Regions from separate parts of the Mus musculus genome. Here regions 1, 2, 3, 4 and 5 are each linked to region 6. Evidence: chromatin loops called from intact Hi-C (ENCODE). Cell type or tissue: left cerebral cortex. All regions are shown on one strand. Region 1 overlaps Abi1 (abl-interactor 1). Region 2 overlaps Abi1 (abl-interactor 1). Region 3 holds the start of Pdss1 (prenyl (solanesyl) diphosphate synthase, subunit 1). Region 4 overlaps Pdss1 (prenyl (solanesyl) diphosphate synthase, subunit 1). Region 5 holds the start of Mastl (microtubule associated serine/threonine kinase-like). Region 6 holds the start of Abi1 (abl-interactor 1).

Region 1 (4,000 bases), 79 kb before region 6:
CGGTTCTGAAATCGTCTTCAGAAACAAGCAGAGTGATCTCGTCTGACTTCTTAGAATTCAATATGCTATGTAAAACTCTACAACACGTAACCCTTTGTCTAAGAGCATTTAAGAGTATTTTCCCTGTGCCCATTTTAATGAGCAAGAGTTCCTGGTAAATGAACTCAGAAGTCTCATTCATACTAAGAATCTATCCTAAAACCGAGCTATACAAACCATAGCCCTACCTTACAACATTTAAAGATGTGTTAATAAGCATTCTTGTCTTGGGTCAGGTGGGCGGGAGTGGTGACAGTACTGGGTTACTACTAAAACACTTTGTTCCAAACTATCTGAAGAATATCTTATACACAAATTTAGGAAAGCAAAACAATTTTAAGCTTTATTTGGGCTTTTTGTTTGTTTTGGTATAGACAGGGTCTCATATATCCCAGGATGATCTCAAAGTCACTAAGCAGCTAAGGATAACCCTGAACTTCACACCCTCCTGCTTCCATCTCCCAAGTGCTAGAATTACAGATGTGTGCCATCGTGCCTAGTTTGTATGGTACTGGGGATCAAACCCAGAGCTTCCTGTATGTTAAGGCAAGCACTATGCAAACTTCAGCCTCTAAAAAGCATTTTTTAGTTGTAATCCCAACATGTACTTGTATCTCTGTCAAAAAGAAGGAATATAATCGGCTTATAGTATACACAAATGAAAAATAAATTTTTAAGTAAAAACTCTGTATCTTTAGAAATCATTGCTCAGCAGTCAGCAACACACACTTCCAGAGCTCAGATGTTCAGGTAGAAGGCTTACCTATGCGTCCTTGGTCTCTGATTTAAAGAAGCTGTCCTGCCTGGACTATGCTGGCTTCCAAGCCTCGCAGGACTAGTCATGTAGTCATTGGGAACTGTTGGAGGCTTAACAGGCTCTAGGGTTTTGTAAGGGGTATTCCGTCTAACAATGAAGAACAGGAAGGGTAATGAAGAGAGACAGACAATCAGCACTTCCCCCCAAATTTGTAAAAATCTCTATCTGAATTAAGTATAACAGAACTTTTTCCCCCCAACTTTAATCGAAAAAAGTAAAGACTGGCAAGATGGCTCAGAGAGTAATGGTGCTTGCCACCCATGCCTAGAGACCTTAGTTCAATCCCTAAAACCAATTTACCAGGGAAGAGGAGTATTGTGCACGCACATGGGAACACACACACACACAGAGCCACAAAATTCTCTTCTGACCTACACAAAGTGTATAGAAGCACAAGTTACACAACACACACTCTTTAATGACAAAAACATTTTTAATAATAATTGCTACTTAAAATTATAAAGTTTTTATATAAACTTTGCTGCTTTAACATAAAAATTCAAATTTGTTGCTTTTTGTTGGAAAATTATTGGAAAGGGTCATTTAACGTTATGCTAAAAATAATGGTTATAATCTTAATGATCTATAATATATGATATTAAAATATACATTATTCTCAATTCAGTCACTCATAAGCCTTTCGGGAAGGGGGGGGGGCGCACATGGCTAGCTGCTGACTGGAACCTTCCACAAAAGCAAGAAATCTAATATGGAATTTCCAGGTAATCCATCACAAACACCTTGAAAAATAATGATACAATTAGTACCACAAGAAGTCACCACTACCTTTTCCAGCTTTCCACAAAGCTACTCTGGTGCAAGGGGGCCTGTGACTAGCTGATGCAGTCAGAGCCACTCAGGCAGAGTCCTAAGCCTAAGGTGCCACGGAACAGGAGGAACAGAAGATGGAGACTACTAAGCTAAACTTCAGGAAGCACACCGCTTATTCAGTGAGCCACAGCATAAGTACTGTAAATACAAGTGGAAGCACTATAAGGATCTCTCTGTTCAATCCATTTAAGATAAAACATAAAGCAGATTTACATTAACATATATAATGTAAATGTTGTTGCTTTTTTAAATATAGGAATGCTCTGTCTGCATGTACCCCTGCATGCCAGAAGAGGGCATAGGATCCCATTAGATAGTTGTGAGCCACCATGTGGTTGCTGGGAATTGAACTCAGGACCTCTTAACTGCTGAGCCATCTCTCCAGCCCACTACATTTTTATGTGTACAAACAGAAAAAGGATACGCATTTATACATATCTAAAAGATCATTAATTCCTGGCATGATGGCAGCCATAATTTCAAAGCTAAGGAGGGGAAACAGGCAACTCTGGCACTTAATATCCACCCACTCTAGCTTCATGGGTGAGCTTCAGGCCAAAAAAACAACCAACCTGTCTTAAAGGAGGTGGATAGCTTTCCTGAGGGTGAAACTGCCTCACATGCAAGACACACAGACACACAGACACACAGACACACAGACACACAGACAGACACACACACACACACACACACACACACACACACACTAACTAAATGAATTTAAAGGGTAGTTCCACAAGAGATAATTCAAAAAACAAAACATGCACTCAGTCTCAGAAACTCTTTGTAGAAAAGAGCTGAATTTGTACCCCAAAGTCCCTCGGCCCGACACGGGAGGGCTTGGTGGTTTCTGCGTGGGAGGGTTTGTTCTCGACAATGTGCCAGTTCTTGCAGGCTGGTTATTTCCGTGCTAAAATGTGAAAAGAAAAATTTTATTTCTGTATCAACGTGTTCTCTTGATGTTTTAACATGATGTCTTTTTCTTAATATCAGAATGTGAAGTAAGGATTCCCAGACAGGTCGACTAGAGTTTGGTATTAAGTTTTAAAAGTTCAAAAGCCACATATGCTCAGTTCTTCCCATCATATTTTGTGCTATTCATATCAATTTACACAAAATACAAGTGAGACTAGTAAATTTTATATCTTATTGTTAGACATGTTCATGGATATCAAACTTATTCAAGAATCAGAATTAAAATGTTTGAATAAACATTTATATATGCATTATGTGTGCATAAAAGCAAACCATAAATCTGTCAATCTGCTAAAATACTCAATGCAACTATAATCTTTATCCTAATAATTCAACAACAAAATTGCATGTCACATCTGGGAAACCTAACTGTAAGTCAATGGAAGCAAAGCAACTGTAAAACACATGAGCAAAAGCAGTACCTGTTAGAACGATTAATGTTCCTAAAGTGCAAACGTCAATATATCTAGGATATATTAACACAGCCAAGCTAAATGCTGCTGATGTGATCTAAGTTTAAGCATATTTAATCTATATAAATCCTACAGAGAAAAGCAGACAGACAAGTTTTCACATTTTAGTGACTCTGCAGCCTCTGTCAACATAGAGGAAGTACTGTGGATCAAACGATAAGTAATGTCTCTTACCTTGGCTTTTAGCCACTTTATGTTGGCAAAAACAAAAAAGAGGGGGGAAAAGTAGAAATTAATTCTAGGTAAGTTGTATCTCACAGGACAGGTTGACATTTATATTACTGAACTTATGTTAAGTTTTTATCCAGCTCTATTTCAAATGCATTTTAAAAGTTATCTAGAGGAACTAAGGAAATAAATGGTTGTATGTTACATTATTTTTCCTAGGAATTGAACTCGGGGCTGCACATGTTGGTCAAGAATTCTACCAGAGAGCTACAACCAGCCACTAAGTTTCCCAGACTGGCCTTGAGCTGACTTGTGACCCAGACAAGGTCTTGAGTTTATGACTGCTTCTCTTGCCTCAGCCATGGAACTGGGATTGCTGGCTTTTGTAACCAGGTCTAACTAACATGTACTTCTAAAAGGAAGTTAATTCATAAAAAAAATTACCAATTAACTAAGCCAATCTCAAAATTTCTTAAGTCAGCATTTAACCCATGAATCTATCCAACTAAATTAGAGATGATGCAGAGTTGGAAAGGTGACTCCAAGTATGTAATGGCTTTTGCAGATGATAGCATCCAGCACCCATGTCAGGCATCTCATGACCACCTGTAACTTCAGTTACAAAAGATCAAATGCCCCTTTCTGGCCTTTACAGACACTGCACTCACATGCACATCCCTTCACATACACACATATA
Region 2 (4,000 bases), 55 kb before region 6:
GTGTTAATTTTTTTTGATACATGTGTAAACTGAATGTTTAAGTCAAACTAAATGTTTATTTCTTTAAATATTTATTATTTTTTATGGTAAAGAACTTTAAAAATCATTTCTAACTATCTTTTTTTTCCTTTCTTACCTAGACTTATAAAATAGGACAGTATTCTGTTGATATCCAGTCACTTTACTATTCAGTAACAAATTAGTCCACTAATTCATACTCTCCATCTCTCTCCCTTCACACACCTTCACACACACACACACACACACACACACACACACACACACACACACACACACACACACACACGCATGCATACAAGCACAGGTCTCTTTATGTAGCCCAAGCCCTGAACTTGTCACCCAGATGTCACTATACCTGATTGACAATTTCTTTCTTATTATTTATATGTGTGGTGTGTGTGTGTGTGTGTGTGTATGTGTGTGTGTGTGTGTGTATGCACGTGCAAGTTGTGTGCAGGTACAGACACCTGCATGTGAATGCTGGAGGACATCAGTCATCCTGACCGATTACTCCCCTCATGCCCTTGAGACAGGGCTTCCTGCTGAATCTGAAGCCTGCTGTTTTTAGAAGTTAGCTGACTGACCAGTCAACCCAGGAGCTCCTATGTCCTGTCCTGGGGGGGGCGTTACAAACAGGCCACACTGGCTTTTTATATGGGTACCTGGATCTGAACACAGGTACTGCTGCTTGCATAGTGTTCTTCCCCTCTGAGCCACACTAATTTATAAAATCAGCCTCTAATGAATATGAATGTGTTAGAAATTAGCTAAAATAATGAAAAGGTTTTCAAAGAAAGACTAAAATATTCCCCAAACCAATTCTATTAGAGGAAAAAAAAAATTTCCATGACAACTGTGGAACACTAGGTGTAGTGGTACACACACTTGTGTAAAAGCAAGATGACTGTGGGTCATTCTTAGCTAGATTATAAATGTGAGGCTAGCCTGGGCTACAAGAGACAAAAAAAAAATCAAACTCAAAGATACAATTTGTAAGCAGACTAAAAACAAAACTATCTGTTGATTAAAACCACAGCTGATGGAAGCATGAACTCTAAAGCAAGGGCTGGTAGATCTCTGTGAGTTTAAAGCCAATGAAGTCTACAAAAGGAATTCCAGGCCAGGGAAACAAAAGGAGACTCTGTCTTCAAAACCACATCAAAAACAAAAACAAAAAACTGCTCTAGCACCCAAGAGAATAAGAGACAGTTTATTCTGGAACCATGGCCAGACTATGATTCAGAACCATGAGTGACCATAGCCCAGGACAGAGTCAGGTGAGCCTACTACATACATAATATGTACACATAATATGTACACATAATTCCCACTGGGTAACACACTCATTATGCTCTGTTACATAACAAAAGAATGTAAGAAACTAAAGCACTCCTCAAATACACTGCACACTGAAGTAACAAGTAGGTTAATTATAGCAAGGTAGAAAATACATTGCAAAATAATTTACCTAATAATCACAAGAATGGTTACTAGGTAAAACACAGAGGAAGACAATGGTTGCCCATTAATAGCACAAAATAATCTGGCTCCAGACAAGCAACACTGCATGCAACTCTTCTCCTAGCAAGTTCTAACTAGGCAACTGGCTTTGTAAATCTTTAACATGGGCGTAGTTTTGCTGGGGTTTTTTTTTAGAAACTTCTGTTCATAATAAGCTCTGATATTTCATTGTATGGCCTGGAAAGATGAAGTGGCCTTCCCAAAGACCAAGTTCAACTCTAAGTTCCCATATCAGAGACAAGTGCTTCTAACTCCAGCTCCACCCTCCGCTGAATCTGAAGACACCGAAACTCACTCATCTGCACATACTCACACACCAATACATATAATTTAAAAGATAAATCTTAAAAAACTGTTATGTAAAATTACCACAAAGATATATATTGTTTGAAATGTGTTCTCCTTCCTGTTCCTGTCATTTTTTATGGGAATGGGGAGGTACACATGTGCTTCTTTTAAAAATCTTCCAGAAAGGGGGTGTGCGGGGGGGGGGGGGGAGAGGGTGTCGGGTGGGGAGCCTATCCCAATAACCAAAACACAGAAAAGCAGGCAGAAAGAGCCATGCCACCACAATACTACTTGATATGTCCTTATTTTCTACAATGTATTTATCAGGAAACTTACCAAACTTCACAACTGCCACTAGAGGGAAGGCATTATAGGTTTCAGGCAGACACTCTTACATATAAATAAAGCCACAATATAAATTTGCTGAAATCAACTAAGAAATGAAAATCTAAATCCTTTTGCCCAGAATAACAAACAGAGATGGGTAGGAAAGGGGTAAGAGTCCTGAGACAAGCTACACAGAGAAAGCCTTCAGCAAAGAAAAAGGCAACCTTTGTCTGTTCTTGCTTACTTGGACCAGACTCTGGAAATGGCAGTATGCCCAAATTTCTGTTACAGAGCTCTGTTCAATATGCCTGAAACAAGTTCCCAATCAACTCTGAAGTTAACTTGATTCAGAATGACCTATATACACACACTACAAAATAGATTTCTTACAAAAATATGAACTGCAAAATCAGACACCATGGAAACACACATAATATGAACCACTTGAATCAGAATTATTATAAAGTAACTAGAGCCTATAACAGCAACACTTGGAGTAATGGGCAAAGGGATCCCAAGTCCCAGACCAGGCTGAGTTACAAGACCTGAAAAGAGAAGTCACGGGGAGAGGCAGCTCAGTAGGGAAGGCAGCCTGCTTGCTTAGGCAAATCGGAAATCACTCAAGTGGAACCCATGTGTGCTGGCTAGTTCTATGTCAACTTGTCATAAACTACAGTCATTTGAGAGGAGGGTACCTCAATTGAGAAAATGCCTATAGGCAAAGCTGTATGGCATTTTCTTGATTAGTGACTGAAGGGGGAGGGCCAGCTGATTCAGAAGCCTCGGTGAGGGGCTTCTGCATCAGCTCCTTCTTGCCTCCAGGCTCGTGACTGAGATCTTGTCCTAATTTCCTTCAATGATGGACTATGATGCAGAAGTGCAAGCCAAATAAATCCTTTGCTACCCAACTTGCCTTTGGTCTTGGTGTTTCATCACAGCAATAGTAATCCTAATGTAGAAAGAGTAAAGCAACTCCAATGTTGTCCTCTAACCTCCACAGGAACATCATGGCATGGCATGCCACCCCACCCCAATAATAATAAATAAATTTTAGTAAACAGAAATAGAGCTGTCTAGAGAAACTGACCAATGGGAGGGGATGGTGGAGAGAAAAGAGGAAAGTAGTTAGGGAATATGCTCAAAACTAAAATGTACATGTGCAAGTTAAACAAAATAATGAAAGGCTAGAAGGGTAGATAGCTCAATAGGCAAAGGTTTTGCCATTAAGCTGACAACCTGAGTTCAATTCCTGTAACAACAGGGTCAAAGATGAGAGCCAACTCCAGTGGATTCCTTTAGTCACACAAGTGCCAACACATGTGCATACACACAGACACAAACACAGACAAATACACACAAAAAAGTTTAAATATTTTTATTTAGAAAAAAACAAGAATGTTAACAATATAACGAAATGTACATACACACAGACAGATACAAATGTAGACAAACACACACAAAATGTTTAAATGTTTTTATTTAAAAAAGAAAAATAGAAACAAGAATATTAACAATATAGCAACAAAGCTCTGTCTAGGCATTTTAATCTCCAATTCTTTAAGTTCTTAAAAAAAAAAAATTACCAGATTCCATAAGAAATGGGGGGGACCTAACCAGAATCTGAAAAAAAAAACTTTACAAGGAATAAAGGAGTAATAAACAAGAACTTTCGTGCAGAATAAAAACTAATCAATAACTTTAAAAAAAAAAAAACTATTGACACTTACAAAGGAGAAAAAAAATATAATAGACATAACCAAAAAGTAAAACTGAACAGTTTCCTAAAGAGATAAGAGTGGTATATTTAGAAACGATAGCACAGCCAGAGAAATTAAAATACGTA
Region 3 (4,000 bases), 140 kb before region 6:
CTATACTAGGAACGTGCTCTTTTGCTTATACCACAACCCACTACAACTTCTTTTTAAGAGCCAGGGCTTTTGTTTTAATCTGGATAATTTTTACATTAAAAAATGCCCAGCAGAATTGTGGATTGCTATCCTTCTCCCTGTGGGTTATTCCTGTTGCCCTACCTGCAAAGGAAGATTACCAATAACAATATACCACAGGTCATAACATTGTCAAAAGAACATGAAAGTATTTATTGCTACACTTATCTAGGCAAAGCCTACCTATTTGATTATTTCATTCACTCATTCATTAAGTAATTTGTGGTGTTGGGATGGAACCCAGGATGTTGTGCATGCTAGGAAAACACCCAACCACTCAGTCAAAACCCTAAACAGCAAACGTTTTATTTTGACAAGTTTCATACATGTATAACCTCCATTTTTAACATAGAAACCTAATAAGAAAATAATGAGCTCAACTTTAGGGTTAACCCTCTTTAAGTGTGTTGCAAACAAGAAAAAAAATTATGATTCAGAAAATTACAGCTGGTTTATTTCTTCCTAGGAGGGAGACTGGGAGGAGAGGGGGGTCGAGATGTAAAATGAATTAATGAATGAATGGGAAAAAAAACATCAACATGGGAAGGCAGTAAACTTCTTCAGTCTCCCCAGCGCTTGCCTCTCATTGCCTCCACCTAAGATTATGGCGTAAGATTATTACGAGCATGTATAATCATTTGATGAAAGTGTTATAAAAATGCTGTTTCAACTTCGGAATAAATCCGACATGCGACAGGCAAAATGAACAAATGAAACAACGACAATAAAAACATTTTCTTGAGCATCCTGAGCTGCACTGTATGCATTAGCAAATAGAGTTGGAAATGGGGACGCAGGTCGGTAATCTCAGCAGCAATAGGCTGAGGCAGGATGGTCAATTTGAACCCAATCTGGTCTATACAAAGCCAATCTGGTCTACACGGCGAGATAAGATAACGAAAAAAAATTAATTTTGCGTAGTTCATTACATCCAAGGGTTGGTCTCCCATATCCAGACATGAACAAAACCGCTAAACTATGCATGTATACATCTCTAAGGCTTTCAGGATAGAGTCCAAAAGCTAAGAGATAAGGTCAACTTAGCTTCTGTTACACAATAACCCACAGCGTAGACTAATTAGAGGAAGTTGGCACGTCCACTCGGAGCTTGGCATTGCGAAAACAATGGCCTCAGGGTTAGCAGGTACCGGAACCAGATTTCTGCACGCTTTGTCCCGCGTAGGACAACAGTTCGGACGCACATTTCTGGATAAAAGCGGACGCGGCTCCCGACTAGAGCCAGTGGCTCCGAGGAGGGTTGAAGAGGACAGGCGACCGGGTGGGGAACAGGGTGCGGCTTCGCGCTTCCGGTGCCCAGCTTCCGGCTCCGGGTTTGGGCTTGGGGCAGAGGCGGAGCTACGGCCCGCCGCGACTTTCAGACTTGAACCATGGCTATGCGCTGGTCGTGCTGGCGGCGTGGCTGCTCCTGGAGGCCGACCGCGGTCGGGAGCCCGCGGCGGGAACGACCTGGCTGTGTGGAGCCTCTCGGAACACGTGCCGCCTCGGACACCCGCGCGCAGGTGAGGCCGGGACGCGCGCGCTGTCCGCGGCGTAGAGGTCACCATGCCAATGACAGCCGGCGATCCAATGAATGGGAGGATGCGCACGTGCGCCGGGGCCTGCAGTCCCCACTGGGTGGGACACCCGGGAAGTGGGACTAGTCGCGGGGCCAGAAGTGCGGAGCTGCTGATCGGGCATCCAGAAGACATTGGGGTTGAGGTAGAGGGAGCGGCGGAGCGCAGCCCTGTTAAGCCGGGGCTACCCGGGTGTGTCGAGAGGACAACCAGAGCCAAAGGGACCTCTGCTTTCACTTTCCTAGCAATTTCGGGTTTCGGATCCAGTTAGCCTCAAAATTCGGAAAGGGTGTTGTAGCGACGCAAAGTGATGCTAGCCAGGGTGGACTTCAGTGCTGCAGGTGCTTACAAGAGAACGCACGCCTGAAAGGCGCTGGAAGGACACTAGAAGGAGAAGAGCCGAAGGGTGTCATGAGAGACCTATGACTTCTTTGAAGTAAAATCATTATCTAATTAGTAATTGCGGATTCTTAAAACTGTCTCCTACTGCGTTTGATTACAAATTCATTTTCTTTTGGTTTTTAGCCCTGTAAATGACTCTCGCTTCTGTGTGAGTTGGGTCAGTCCGTGCCGTGCTTTACCTGGCAGTATCTGCAGACTGACTTTTGAAGTTAGTGTTTTTTTCACTTTGGGTTTTGGAGACCTTTCCGGCCACCGAGTAATTGTATAAGTAATTCATCTTTCATTTTAAAAATAATCACCCACCTCTTAAATTTTAGTACTATTTGGTACATTTCATATGTCAGTGTACTTATCAAACTCTATACTAGGAGGAGATGTGTAACATTTATAAATATGTGGCTTGTACTAAACAAGATGCATAAAACGGATTATCCAAAAAAGAATTTGGAGAGAAAATGCAAGCTGCTCTAAATAGAAAGAATAACAAATAAGAGAAAGAGAGCATGTAGGAAGAATCTTAGAGGAAGATAGGCTTTGTAGGGATCCATTTTGATACTGCAAGCTAGACTTTAGAGGGTTTGGGGTTTTATCTCTATAGAAAGGAAGGAAGGAAGGAAGGAAGGAAGGAAGGAAGGAAGGAAGGAAGGAGAAAAAGGAAAGGAAAAAGAAAAGAAACCTCACCTGTGAAAAGAGTTTTTCTGGAAAGAATCTTTGTCATTGGCATCCATATCCGTTTCCTTGAGCAAAAAGGGAGACTACTTGACCGTCCAACATCATGTTTTTCTCATTCATGTGTTAACTTTCTACTATAAACATATTTAGAATTCAGGTGTCTACTTCAGACATGAGTGCTTTCATTACTTCAGGTCTCTCAAGGACTACAAGACTTAAGGACAATTATTAAAACAAATTTGTTTCTCCAACATAGTATCGTACTGTAGCCCAGAGTAGCCTAGAACTTACTGTCAAGCTAAGCATGGCCCCAGATACATTATAGTAGTCCTGCCTCAGTTTCCACCCCCATCCCTATCCCTATAGCAGTGCATTAGACCTAAGCAACCACACCCGATTTTGTCATTAATTCATATTGAGCACTTTCTCTTATTTTAAAAAGTCAATTCTCAACTAGGTCTGTAATACTAGCATTTGTTAGAAATCAGGAGTTCAAGGTAATCTTTGGCTACAGAGTGAGTTGAATGCCAAACTGGGCTGTATGAGACTTTAAAAACATCTTAAGGGGCAGAGTTGCCTTTCAAAGCGAGTAAATGATATAGAGAGGGAATAGAATCTGAAGTGGAAAAATTATTTTCACTGCCATCCTCAGTGAGCCCCAGAACTGGTTGTAAAGAACTGGTTGCCATTTTAAAACATGATTCTTTCCCTTTGAAAACACTGCCCTGAGGTAGCTCTAAGTAGAATACAGGTTGACTGAGGACCTGAGAATATAATTGAATAGATACTATCTTGTGTTTCTGCAGAACTAATAGTTATAGTTCAGTGGTAGAACACTTGCCAGTCATTGGCAAAGTTCTGAGTTGAGCCCAAGGACTGCAGAGTAAATAAAAATAAGTGTATGCTGTACATTGGATTCTCAAGTTAATTATATATATATATGTATGTATAATATGTTTGAGTATTCTATGTATAATGTGTATGTGATATATATATATATAATTTCTAAGAGTAGTTATAGAGAGAAAAATGTTACAAAGTGGCCCAGCCAGAAATTTTTGATATTTTCACCAAGCTCTGTCCTCTAAGACTGCAATTAACAGTATTTAAGCTACCTAGTGGCAGAGAGTAGCCTGTATTAATCATGCAGTTTTAACTCTTAGATTGAAAGCTGTTACTCTTCCATTAAGATGTCACTTGTTATGGCGGAATGGTACACTAATGCTAACCCAACACTTGAGAGGCCGAGGCATAAGGATCAATTCAGTGTCAAC
Region 4 (4,000 bases), 110 kb before region 6:
TGGTCTCAAAACCCTGAGCTTAGGATCTTTTTATGCATTATTCTGCTAAAAAAGAGTTCATGGGGCTTAAAATAACTTTGGGTGAATCAAGTTCAAAAATAATACAGGATTATACAGTATCTAGCTTTAATAAAACAGCATTGATTTTAGTTTATAAAGGATTCTTTCTTACATTTTCCCTGATTCACAAGTCTACTTTGTGGTAGATAACTGTTTGTTCTTTGAATGAAACTGATGCTCATGTCTGACCAAAATGGAACATCTGGTAGATGACACAGAGCCTTCTTTTGGGTAATTGAACATCTTTCCCAAGTCTTCTAAGACCAGCATTCATTTTACTATGCTTGAATTGTTCCTTCAACTAACAGTGTACATAACAGTACCCAGTAGGTCTACCCAGAAACCAGGTAACTGGTATACCCTAGCACTGAAGATACCACCACACAGGGTATCCACTATTGTTAGTGGCTAACATCATTTATAGAGTACTTGGAAGGTGTTTGTAAACCTTTCCTAGGGGGATGTTTTGTCCACATATTTGTCATTGAACTAATCCATCTGTGTAACACTGAAGATCTTGCTCTGAGATCCTAGGCCTTCCACAGACTCCCTGTCTCAGTCTCTCAAGTACAAAGATAACAGACATGCTCTCCAAACCCTGGCTTGCCTTTTCCTTTTTAATGCTGCATGGTAAATGATCTTTACATTATAATTTGTTCGACTAAGAACTGTTTGACTGAGTCTTCTATTTTTGATATCTTTGGGAACGATTCCTTTGTGGCCATGTTCAGGGACTTGAGGTGTGTCAGGAGGTCGTCACTCAGCAGTAGAGATCCGCCTAACATGTATATCACCCTGGGTTTGACTCAAAGTGAGCATATGCATATCTCTCTCTCTCTCACACACACACACACACACACACACACACACACACACACACACGAGCGCGCGAGCGCGCGCACTTCATGATTTCTGAAGAGGTCTCAGTGGTAATGAAGTTAGTATATTCTTGATTAGGAGTGTATATTGTCATTGAGCTCTGTTGTAGAGTAATTGCCTAGTATGCACAAGTCCCTGGACTCCATCACTAGCACTTGAGAGGTAAAAGCTAGGAATTCAAAGTTATTGCCAGCTACATAGGTCATCATCCTGGGCCCCATGAGATTGTGCCAAAAAAATAAAAAGGAAAAAAGGGAAAAAAGAATACAACCCACAACATTGCAAAGACCTTATTCACAAGTGCAAACCCTAGCCAGAAGCAGCCGTCTGTAATGAAACTGTACACAGAAGCTACTGGGTAAGAAGTGGGAAATATGTTTCTCTTAAACAAGCAAGTCTCCACCCTTTTTCTTTAAAATTCCTTGGACATTAACTCAGTAACATTTACCTGAATCTGTTGTACTGTCTCAGGCTTTATGATTTTTCTCAAAATATAAACTTACACAAAAGTTTGAGTGTCCCTGCAGTGTGGTTATGTCTTGACGGTTACTCTTGCTGTGTGTAATGCCCCAGAAGGTAAAAAATTAGAAATAGCTGTCCTCTTTCTCCTTGCTGGTTCCCTTACCTAAAGCTGGTATTTAAATATGTAAATGTGGGAAATTCATTAAGACATACTGATATACTTCACTTTGGAAACAATGTGAAAAAATTGTTTGACTTTCTATTTTTTATGTAGTTTTTTTTAATTTTCATTTTAAATCTTTCAATGACATATGAAAATGTTTATGAAATACTCAGAAATAGAAGTGTTTTCCTTTTTTGGTGAGATTATAATAGTTTAAAAGCTCGTTTTAAAATTTTCCTTTCATCTGCTTTTTATTGATAAATCACTAGACAAATGTCAGGCTTCCCGCTGTCATCGCCGGCCTCTGCACCAGATGCCTAGGCTTATGCTACGGTGCCTTAGAATTACTCAGGTTTGGACACTACTGACCCATCCTAGTGCACTGATCACCCTTGTAGTTTTGTGAACACATTTCCCAGTTACAATCTGATTTCCTCACAGGCTATTTTTCCTACTTGTAAAAAGCATGAGTAAGCAAAAAAAAAAAAGTCTCACTGAATCTGGGATGAGAACCAACTTGTTTCTCACTTCTTCCTCACATACACAGGGGTAGGGAAGTTTAGAAGTTTGATATTTGCATATTGAAATTTACATAGTGTTACTTCAAAGGAGGAATGTAGTCATGCTCACTGCAACTTAGTTTAAATGTTGCTTTCTTGATGTTTTTACATTAAAAGCATCAGAGAAACTACACAGTTGGCATATTTTATGACACATAACTCAAGCTGAGGAAACATACGCTCGATATATGATACATACACAGGGGATTTTTTATGAGATGCCCAAGACACCATCACATCTGCTTTAAGATATAGCCTAGAAATAAACAAGTGTGTGTGTGTGTGTGTGTGTGTGCGCGCGCGCGGGGGGGGGGGGGTATTTAAAAAATAAAAGCACCAAAATTATCTGATTGATTTCTTGATTTTATTTCTTGATGCAAACTAGTACTTAAGAACTCTGTATGGATGTTAACTGTCTCTACAACTTTGTTCTCAAACATGTACTTTTCTAGAACACTGCTCCTTGTTTGGTTAGGGTTTCTCTTCTGTTGTTTGCCTTGTTTTTTCTACTGCAGATTCCATAGTCACTACTACTGGAGAACTTACTTCATCCTTCAGGCATAGTGCCAGGGAAACTGGCAACTGCATCAGCATGGATATCAGACAGAAAGCATCCTACCTCTTACTCCATAGAATTACAGACTGCTAGAAATTGGACAGTTGAAACAGAAAAGAAGACTGAGATGAGGAAATTATTCAGCTGGGATGGTTGCTGGCAGAACCTGGATATGGGGTTTCTGTCTGGATGCCGTCCTCCTAAATAACCAGTAAAAATGAAGAGGATACAAGACATTGTCATCATTACTGAGGGACTTATAGTGTGTGTCACACACGGTGGGGAGACAGGTGTCTGAGTAGTCAGTTCTTTCTTCATCAAACTCCAGTCATCAGACCATGCACACTCAACCAGACCATTTCTCCAGCCTGTTTTGTTGTTGTTGTTTGTTTTTGTCTTTTTGCTATCAGACCTTTTTATTCCCTCTCTTGTGCTACAATGAATAGGACTAGCCACTGAACCTAGAAAAGCAGAAGGATTTTCTTCCCCTATGAAGTCTTCAAGCCCATGAATTTTTGTTTCTTGTGTTAGGAATGGAACAAAACTCTAAATATGCTGGACAAATGCTCTAATGCTGAGCTGTACCTCTGATCTTTTTATAACTTGGTACACTGATCTGGCTGATCTATCTCCTCCAGTCCAAAGGAGGTGTGCATTAAAACATTTGATGATCATAACACCAGTATAATCAGATTTGTGGGGAGTGGGATCAAGGCACTTAATCCCCCGATGATTTCAGTGTGCGCTCAACAGTGTCTAATTCCTAACCTTTTCGTAGAACACCAGTTCCAACATCACTTGGCAATTCATTAAAAAGGCATTCTCAAACCATAGCCTACTGAATTAGAACCCCAAAAGCTCAAGAATACAGTACTTGGTTCTCCTGAGACTTACTCAGTACTGGACTGCTAATAGGACAATTAGTTCTGTTTTGTTTAATGTGTATGTGCAGGCTTGTCTGTTGTGTACTGCGTATATGTTGTGCACTTGGAGGTCAGAGGGGAAATTACAGAAGACTCATCTGCCTGGGTGCTAAGAACCCAATACAAATTCTTTGCAAGAGCACCAAGTGTTCTTAACTATTGAGACATCTCTCCAGCCCCACCTTTTGTTTTTCTTATTTTCTATATTTACAAACAAGTATTAACATGCTTCATTGCTCCAGGAACAATAAAAATATTTTCCTTCTTTATGGTTAGTTCCCAGAAATGAATGCTATGATAATGAGACGGTTCAGTTTGCCAGGAGATGTGGACAGAGCACGACAGTATGTATTACAGGTAAGACTACTTTTAAAGGATGGTTTTAAATCTTGCTTGT
Region 5 (4,000 bases), 120 kb after region 6:
GGAAGGAGAGGAAGAGGAAGAGAAGAAGAAGAAGACATCAAAGACCATACATTGTATGATTCCATTTATGTGAACTATCCAGAAAAGGCAATCTTGCAGAGATAGAAGGTGAGTTGGTACATAGGGCTTGTTGGTACATGCCTGTAGTCGCTTCACTTAGGGGATGGAGCCATACGTATCAGTAATTTAAGGCTTGTCATGCTCAGTTCCATCATATGTCTGAGGCTATTTGGGACTGTCAAAGAGAGACAGAAAACAGAGAGAAGAGGGATAGTAGTTACCTGCTGACATATTAAGGGAAGAGGTACTGTGAATAGGCAAAAAGGTAATTTTTTGGGCTATGGAACTATTCCTTAAAACTGTTTTTTTTTTTTAAAAAATTCATTTATTTATTATATGTAAGTACACTGTAGCTGTCTTCAGACACTCCAGAAGAGGGCATCAGATTTCGTTTAGGCTGGTTGTGAGCCACCATGTGGTTGCTGGGATTTGAACTCAGGACCTTTGGAAGAGCAGTCGGCGCTCTTAACCACTGAGCCATCTCACCAGCCCCTAAAACTGGTTTTCAATACTATTTAATTTACAAAAGTCATCACTGAACAAGTAAGTGGGGAGAAATCCACTTGTGAATGAAAAAAGCAAAACAAAACAAAAACAAAACATTTTTTTCCAGAGGGACAACAGGAACAAAGGGTATGTGGTGTATTGATGAAATATATAAGGGCAACTCAAGTTTCTAGCCTGAAGGGTAGAGGTGACATTGGTACTATTAAAGGGAAAGAAGCAAAGGAAGAGGTCATTTAGGTAGTCAGGTGAAGGGGCTGCTTATCTTAACTGTGTGCTAGTCTCCAAGCACTGGGTACCAGGAATCTGAGCCAGCCAGTAGCCTCCTTTGTCATGTTTACAATGTAATGTTCTCATTACAAAGTAGTAATGAGAAGCTAGGGTGGACAGAACAATTTTAAGTGAACACTGACTGTTTTTACGATCACATATAGATAAGAAACGCTTGATTTAGGACACATTTCTTTCTACTTGCTCTATAATAAATGAACTTACAGCTTACGTATCACGATGGAAATCTTGAGAAGCAAAAATTTTGGTTTTGCATCACTTGCTCCTGCTTATCAAAGAGCTGGAATTAAAGCATCATCGGAAAGTGACCATTACAAACGTAATCAAAGTACCGAAGTTAATCCAGGTGAAGCTCAAGTTAGTAAAAAAGCAAAACAAACTCACAATCCCGGTGATACTTTAAATAAATAATACTACAATTAAAAACTTTCACAATATAAATTGTGTCACAGAAAATTCGAATATAATGCAGCTTCCTTTTGGTAAGAGTGAGATTTGAACTGTCTACAAACCAATCTTGTTTGTGATAGCAAGATTTCGGCTATTATGTATGTCAAACAAGGAAAACATAACCAACAAGTACTTAAGGCCGTTTTGATTTGAAACATGACTCAGGAGTCATGGGTGTGGCTTCAAGCCTCTGCCTTCAGTCGCAGTTTTCTCATTTGTTAACAATGGCCAGGGCACAGTTGGGTAAGTTTTGCTATTTTCACTGGGTTAATGATTCTCAGTATACAGAGAAGGGCAGGGCAAGGGAAAGGACAGACACCTGCTCACTGCAGTCTGCCTAAACGCCCACAGTCAACAAGCAGGACTGTGCAGGCTTCTGTAAGCCGGGCATTCCAGGCTAGTGGTACAGCAGCTCCAGAGTTTGTTCAACAACTCAAAAGGGAGGTCCGCGAGGGAGGACCATTTAAGACCTTCTCGCTTCTGACTGCCTACCTTCACTGCGTACAACTTGCCGCCTTTCTGTCCCAGGTACACTTTCCCGAATGCACCACGGCTAATGGGCTTCACTATGGTGAACTCCTCAATGGAGGGTGGTCTTGGTACCGGGATCCTACTCACGCACTCCTCTATCGCCGCACCTCCTTCATTCTCCTCACTTGCCGAGGCGGACTCCATTGCTGCACAGCTCGCCCTGCAGCAGCAACTCCCGCCAGCTAGATTCAAAAGGTTTCGCCTACGCCGGACGCCTCCCGTGACGTCACCGCGCGTCTGCGCTCTGCCGGCTCCCTGTAAGCAGGCATCGACGGGTGGGGGCCGGCGGCACTGCTGGGCGCAGTCTGCGGAGCGCTAGGCGGAGCCGGCGGCGCTGCCGGAAGGGGCGCTGGGCGGGGCTCAGCCGCGGATACACGGGCTGTTTTTGTGACGAGGCAGTGCATTCTGGCCAATGAGCAAGGGACTAAGACTTTATGTAGTCTGGTGGGGTCCTTCCGAGTCTCAGTCAAGATCTGCAGTTCTCCCTCCCTCCGCATGAGCTAGAAGCCAGGCCGACTGTTAAGTAAAGCAATGGCTAGGGATGATGTGTGGAAGCTAGCGAAGCCACAGAATGTGGAGAGCCTGGGTGAGCGTTAAGTGCGTTTGACCGCGTACTGAATTCAGAAACAGAGTAGGAGCGACTAGAAGAACATCCAATTTATTGTGGAGGTGGTGATAGGAACCTCGAAAAACCACCCCAAAGTGACAGAGTCCCCGGAAGAGGCGGAGCGCTGACGGGCGGGGGCGGGGTGAACGCGGAGGCTTGCTCCGGAAGCACTGTACCTATGGTCTTCCGGGGCAGATGTCGTCGTAGCAGCTGTCGGGAGGGGAAGCCATTTTTTCGTTTCTGGGAGGAGTAAGGGAGAAACTGGGAGAAAAGCAAAGAGAAATAAAGAGAAAATAAAAGGGCTCAGCCCCTTTCCTCGGAGCTGAAGCTAAGAAGCAGTTTCGGCTGGCCGGTAAGATCTCGAGGGCCCGGAGATGTTCTCCCTGTCGAGCACTGTGCAGCCTCAGGTGAGCCCAGCATTCAGGCGTTTTCCTGCGTCCCTTTTGCGACTTTTCCCCGGATGCTGTAGTAGAATCGGTGTTTCTGAAGCAAAATTAGTGAGGGAAGCGACGAACCCTGTTTGAGTCGCAGGCTGAAAAGGAGATCAGGGGACAGTGCTGAGACTATGACCTGACACTAACCGTGGTGAACATCACATAGCGTATCCACTGGCTTGCACAGAATTTCTGTTGACAATTCAGGGACTGTTTAGGGTTGGACAGTCTGAGATGGGGATTTGTGAAATCTGCGAGAAAGGTAAAGAAGACAGTGTTCTTTCCATCCATCTATTTCTGATTACCCTTTTTTCCTTTCAAGCCGAATTTAGTTCAAACATACTCTAATAATTCGAATAGCATCACAATTTCTTTCTTTCTGGGTAGAATTAACTTGTGCACATTTTTGAATCATTAGATTCTTGCAATTAAATTTTAAACATTTTTTAAAAAATCAGGACCCAAATTATGTTAATTTTTCCTTGTTTCATTAAAATTTGTTTTCTTTTTGGGGGGGAAGGTGTTAACAATGTTTAATTAATTAATTAATTATATTTTATTTTTTGAGGCGAGGTTTCATTGTCTATCTTTGCTGTCCTAGTCCTTATTATGTCCAGGCTGGCCTCCTAAGTGTTGGGATCATGGCTCCCACCACCATCACACCAGATGCACCATCAACTTGTCTTGAGGATTATTCCTTGGGAGGCAGGCAGAGAATCTAGAGATGTTACATAGTGAGACTTGTCTCAAAAGACTGCCCCCCCAAATGTTCGTTACATCTTACTACCTGCCTCTTTTTGTGTTCCTATGGAATTGGTAGACTAATGGAGAAAGGAATTGCTTAGCTGCTACTTAGGCAGCAAGCGAACCAAGCAAATGTAGATTTCTCCTAGTCACTGGAAATAAAGATGAACAATAAACGGATATTTCGCCGGGCGTGGTGGCGCACGCCTTTAATTCCAGCACTTGGGAGGCAGAGGCAGGCGGATCTCTGAGTTCAAGGCCAGCTTGGTCTACAAAGTAAGTTCCAGGACAGTCAGGGCTACACAGAGAAACCCTGTCTCGAAAAACCATAAGTAAATAAATAAATAAATAAACGGGAATTTCAGGCAGACAGAAAAAT
Region 6 (4,000 bases):
ACTGTTAATTTTTACTCAACCATAGGGACAAGTCAAACTACTACATACAATTCACTTACAATCGCTGATAAACACAAGCAAGCATGGCATAGTAAAAGTGCCAAGAATTTCCTGATAAATTAAGGAGCAATTCTATGTTATGACTTAAAGACTACATAATGTTTGCTAATCTACTTTATTCATATTCTTCTATGTATTAACTCAGTATAGAAAGAAATCTCAGAACATAAGCAACCACGATAACACTACTGCGTTCAAGGCCAACAGTCCAAGAACATTTAGAGGAAGAAAAGTATTTAACAGATTTCCCACTGAATTTCCCTATGAATCATTCGTGCTTTATAATAACGAGTATACATTATGCTAAAGCGGAAGTAAATATGAGGAGGTGGAAGAGGAAAAGCCCAACTTGAAAATCGCCAAGCACGCATTTTTCCTTCAATTAAAAGAATTTTAATATGGATTTTATCACACCCTCAGCAGTCACTCTCCGCACTCGATTAGGAGGTCTGTACAAATGTGACTCGTGACAATTTTTTTAAATAAATAAAAGGCACACCCTCTAGGATGAACTGACATAATCACCCTCACCCCACCCTCCAACGACACACACACACCCCACTTTTCCTTCCCTGCCCATTCCTCTCGCAGCTGTCCCAGTCCTAGGCTCATCACACCGGACATGGGGGCGACAGCGAAGTCTGAGCTCCAAGGAGACCAAGGGAGGCTGCGGGATTTCCAGGGGGACCTCAGCCAGGACCGACCCCAGCCAGGGAAGGCTGTGGGGGGTCTTAGGAACCAACCGCAGCCAAAAGAGGCAAAGCTGAATACAGCCCGACTAAGAAGAGCGGCCTGCAGTGAGCGGAGACCGGGAAGGAAAGACTGCCGGGAGCACGTCCCGGCCTGGGAAGGCTGCAGGAAACAGATCCCTGGCGGGGAAAGCGGCGGGGTTTAGGCGCAGACCTCAGCCAGGGCAGGTGGTGGGGAGCACAGCTGGGCCGGGCAGACGGCGAGAAGCAGAGCTCGGCCGGGGTAGGCTTTAGGGAGCAACGCCCGGGCAGGCTGTGGGGAGCACAGGCGGCCCCGGGCAGGCTGCGGGGAGCGGCATCGGGTCAGCGGCGCCCGCGGCGGCCCTGCTCCTCACCCATTTTCTCAAGGCGGCCACTTCCTGTATCGCCGCGGCGGCCGCCGCTCGGGCTGGGGCGGAGGGTGGCGGAGTAGGGCAGTCCCCACGGCGCCCAGCCTGCCTGTCGTCCCAGCCGCCCCCGCCGGCCGCTCAAGCTCCTCACCTGTATATAGTTGTTTTCACAGTAGTCCGCCACCCGGGTCAGGTTCTGGTAACTCTCTATCAGCGCCCTCTTGCCAGACGGGATCTCCTCCTCTAGTAACATCTGCAGCTCTGCCATTTTCCACCCCTCCGCATCGCTTCCTCTCGCATTAAAGAGACAGAGGAAGCTGAGTCCGCCGGGGACCCGAGCTCCGCACAGACCAGACGCCAACCACCCACCCTCCCTCCGCCGGGTATTGTGGGACTGCACCTCCTCCTCTTCCTCCTTACTCTCCCCGCCTCCTCCCCCCCACCCCCTCCACCCAGGACGCACAGCCGCCACAGGCTCACTTTCTCGCGAGAATCATTTCCCCCATGACAACGGGAGTCCCCCACCCATCCACTATAGCAATGCTTTCTGGGAATTGTAGTTTCTTCCTGGCTAGGCCGCGCATGCGTCTAAGGAACTTCCAAAAACTAGGAAGACTTTAAAAAAACCAATACAGTTTTAAATCTTGAGAGTCTTCTTAAGGCCCCAGAAGATGGCGCCACAAGTTGATCTAGACAACGAAATTTTTCCTATGAGAACATTGAAAATTGGCAGAACTTACTTAGGAAAGTCAGTAAGTCAAAGGCATCCAATCAGATAACGATTAAAAATAGAAATCTGAATCCTGACTTCCTCAATTTTGTAAGAGAGACTTTGCCTTCTTAACTTATGCCCCAATTCATTTAAAACCCTGAAAACTATCAATTCTCAGATGTACATCATGCAGTAGTGCTTGATATTGCAGAAACAAATGAAGCAAGGATAATTTGTACCCTAAAGAATTGAAAGAGGGAGCTGGCGAGATGGCTCAGTGGTTAAGAGCAGTGACTGCTCTTCCAAAGGTCCCGAGTTCAAATCCCAGCAACCACATGGTGGCTCACAACCATCCGTAACGAAATCTGATGCCACTCTTCTGGAGTGTCTGAGGACAGCTACAGTGTACTTACATATAATAAATAAATAAATCTTTAAAAAAAAAAAAAAGAATTGAAAGAAAGCCGGATGGTGGTGGCACACGCCTTTAATCCCAGCATTTGGGAGGCAGAGACAGGGGGATTTCTGAGTTCGAGGCCAGCCTGGTCTACAAAGTGAGTACCAGGACAGCCAGGGCTACACAGAGAAACCCTGTCTTGAAAAACCAGGAGGAGGAGGAGGAGGAGGAGGAGGAGGAGAAACTACAGAAGAAGAGGAAAAAATAAGAAAGAAGGAGGAGGAGGAGGAGGAGTTTTTGTCTTGCATTGTACAAAATTGTTTTGTTCTTATTTCTTATCACTTGCTCTGCAAATGTCTCAAAGGGTCTTTGACAGTATTTCAAGCTGTCATATCACCAGAACTATTAAATTATTTTGAAATAATAGGCTATGAAAAGAGTTGCCTAAATTTAAATATTATTTACAGACCTATATTTCCAGTCCTCTCTGGGACTCACTGAGAATCACAATTTTTGAAGTAACAACAGTACTCAGCAAACTTTTGGAAATTGTTGTTGAAAACAATGACAATAAATATTGACAAAGACATGGGGAATGGCAAATCTTAGACACTGGTACCAGAAATGTAAATTAGTTCAGCCACAATGGAAACCAGGGTGGAAGTTCCTCAAAAAGCTAAAAATAGAGCTAACTAACATATGATTCAGCCCCACCACTTCCTGGTATATGCCCAAAGGACTGTATGTTTACATACCACAGAGATACATGCACATCTGTGTTTATTGCTGTTCTCAACAGCCAAGATCTGGGCCCTCCACAGGTGTTCATCGAGAAGGACTGCATTCGTTACTTTTCTTTGTTTCCTTTTGTTCCTCCCAAATATTAAAACGTTACACGTGTGAGAGTATGTCTGTTTGTGGGTGTGTGCACATGAGTGTAGGTGCCTGCTGAGACTAAACACAGTACATGTCCCTAGAACTAGAGTTATAGGCACTTGTGAGGTACCCAACATGAGGACTCAGAGCTGTTCTCCAGTCCTCTGCAAAAGTAATACATGCACTTAAGCACTGAGCCATCTCTCCTGTCCCCCTTCATTTATTTATATATTATAATTTTAATTAAGATATAACTATATATAATATATAATTTTAAATTATAATAAAATCATAGCATCCCTGCTTTTCTTCCTCCAACTCTCCCTATGTAGCCCCCCATTTTCTCTTTCTCAAAATCATGACCTCTATTTCTTAAATTAGTATGTGTATGTATATGTGTATGTGTATAGCTTCCAAAACATGTAAACCTACCTGCTCAGTCTCTATAATCCATATGTATGTACATTATGTCAAGGCTGACCTTGACATTGGATATCCAGTTCGGGTGCTCTTCCTTGGGAATGACTATTTCTCTTGCTAGCTTCCGATAGCTCTTTGTCAAGGGTTGAGGGTGGATGAGATTTCCTCTTCCTGTTAATAATATCTGTTCCTGTTCTAATTCAGGTCTTGTTTAGATAGCCATGTTGATGAAACTTAGTGGGTGAGGCTTTGTTGTCATTTCTTTTTTTTTTTTAAATATTCTTTTCATTACGTATTTTCCTCAATTACATTTCCAATGCTATCCCAAAAGTCCCCCATACCCTCCCCCCACTCCCCTACCCACCCATTCCCACTTTTTGGCCCTGGCGTTCCCCTGTACTGGGGCATATAAAGTTTGCGTGTCCAATGGGCCTCTCTTTCCAGTGATGGCCGACTA

The links. Peaks named below come from ENCODE experiments on the same cell type or tissue, not always from the same donor. Only the 100,000 strongest peaks of a DNase experiment are listed, where the experiment ranks them.
Region 1: it touches region 6 in a loop (2.6-fold over the local background); 9 of 42 quality-filtered maps call a loop at or near these places.
Region 2: it touches region 6 in a loop (8-fold over the local background); 5 of 42 quality-filtered maps call a loop at or near these places.
Region 3: a loop joins it to region 6, with 8 times the contacts of the local background. A loop is called at or near these places in 12 of 42 quality-filtered maps.
Region 4: a loop joins it to region 6, with 2.4 times the contacts of the local background. A loop is called at or near these places in 6 of 42 quality-filtered maps.
Region 5: a loop joins it to region 6, with 3 times the contacts of the local background. A loop is called at or near these places in 3 of 42 quality-filtered maps.

What each region holds. Positions count from the first base shown.
Region 1 is chr2:22,959,905-22,963,904 of GRCm38, forward strand. Abi1 (abl-interactor 1) reads right to left here. Exons shown (of 11, transcript NM_001077190.3): 4 at 3,310-3,324; 5 at 2,497-2,597; 6 at 803-943. Among named protein-coding and RNA genes, the nearest start is that of Gm52502, 53 kb to the right of the region's middle. In left cerebral cortex, a CTCF peak has its summit at 1,982 (motif pointing right); a DNase peak (open chromatin) is centred at 2,540.
Region 2 is chr2:22,983,732-22,987,731 of GRCm38, forward strand. The region is part of intron 2 of Abi1 (abl-interactor 1); the gene reads right to left. Among named protein-coding and RNA genes, the nearest start is that of Gm52502, 29 kb to the right of the region's middle. In left cerebral cortex, a CTCF peak has its summit at 2,205 (motif pointing right); DNase peaks (open chromatin) are centred at 2,462 and 2,659; H3K27ac peaks cover 1,941 bases.
Region 3 is chr2:22,894,165-22,898,164 of GRCm38, forward strand. Pdss1 (prenyl (solanesyl) diphosphate synthase, subunit 1) reads left to right here and starts at 1,358. Exons shown (of 11, transcript NM_019501.3): 1 at 1,358-1,598. The coding sequence starts at 1,467. In left cerebral cortex, a CTCF peak has its summit at 2,321; DNase peaks (open chromatin) are centred at 905, 1,353 and 1,667; H3K4me3 peaks cover 2,122 bases; H3K27ac peaks cover 1,493 bases.
Region 4 is chr2:22,931,680-22,935,679 of GRCm38, forward strand. Pdss1 (prenyl (solanesyl) diphosphate synthase, subunit 1) reads left to right here. Exons shown (of 11, transcript NM_019501.3): 10 at 3,880-3,960. Among named protein-coding and RNA genes, the nearest start is that of Pdss1, 38 kb to the left of the region's middle. In left cerebral cortex, no CTCF peak of the experiment used is centred here; DNase peaks (open chromatin) are centred at 2,083 and 2,700.
Region 5 is chr2:23,153,882-23,157,881 of GRCm38, forward strand. It overlaps Mastl (microtubule associated serine/threonine kinase-like), which reads right to left and starts at 2,143. Exons shown (of 12, transcript NM_025979.4): 1 at 1,798-2,143. The coding sequence starts at 1,980. It overlaps Yme1l1 (YME1-like 1 (S. cerevisiae)), which reads left to right and starts at 2,624. Exons shown (of 19, transcript NM_013771.5): 1 at 2,624-2,850. The coding sequence starts at 2,818. In left cerebral cortex, CTCF peaks have their summits at 2,186 and 2,385; DNase peaks (open chromatin) are centred at 2,139 and 2,559; H3K4me3 peaks cover 2,363 bases; H3K27ac peaks cover 1,165 bases.
Region 6 is chr2:23,038,660-23,042,659 of GRCm38, forward strand. It overlaps Abi1 (abl-interactor 1), which reads right to left and starts at 1,582. Exons shown (of 11, transcript NM_001077190.3): 1 at 1,290-1,582. The coding sequence starts at 1,406. In left cerebral cortex, a CTCF peak has its summit at 1,813 (motif pointing right); DNase peaks (open chromatin) are centred at 698, 957 and 1,635; H3K4me3 peaks cover 1,608 bases; H3K27ac peaks cover 1,331 bases.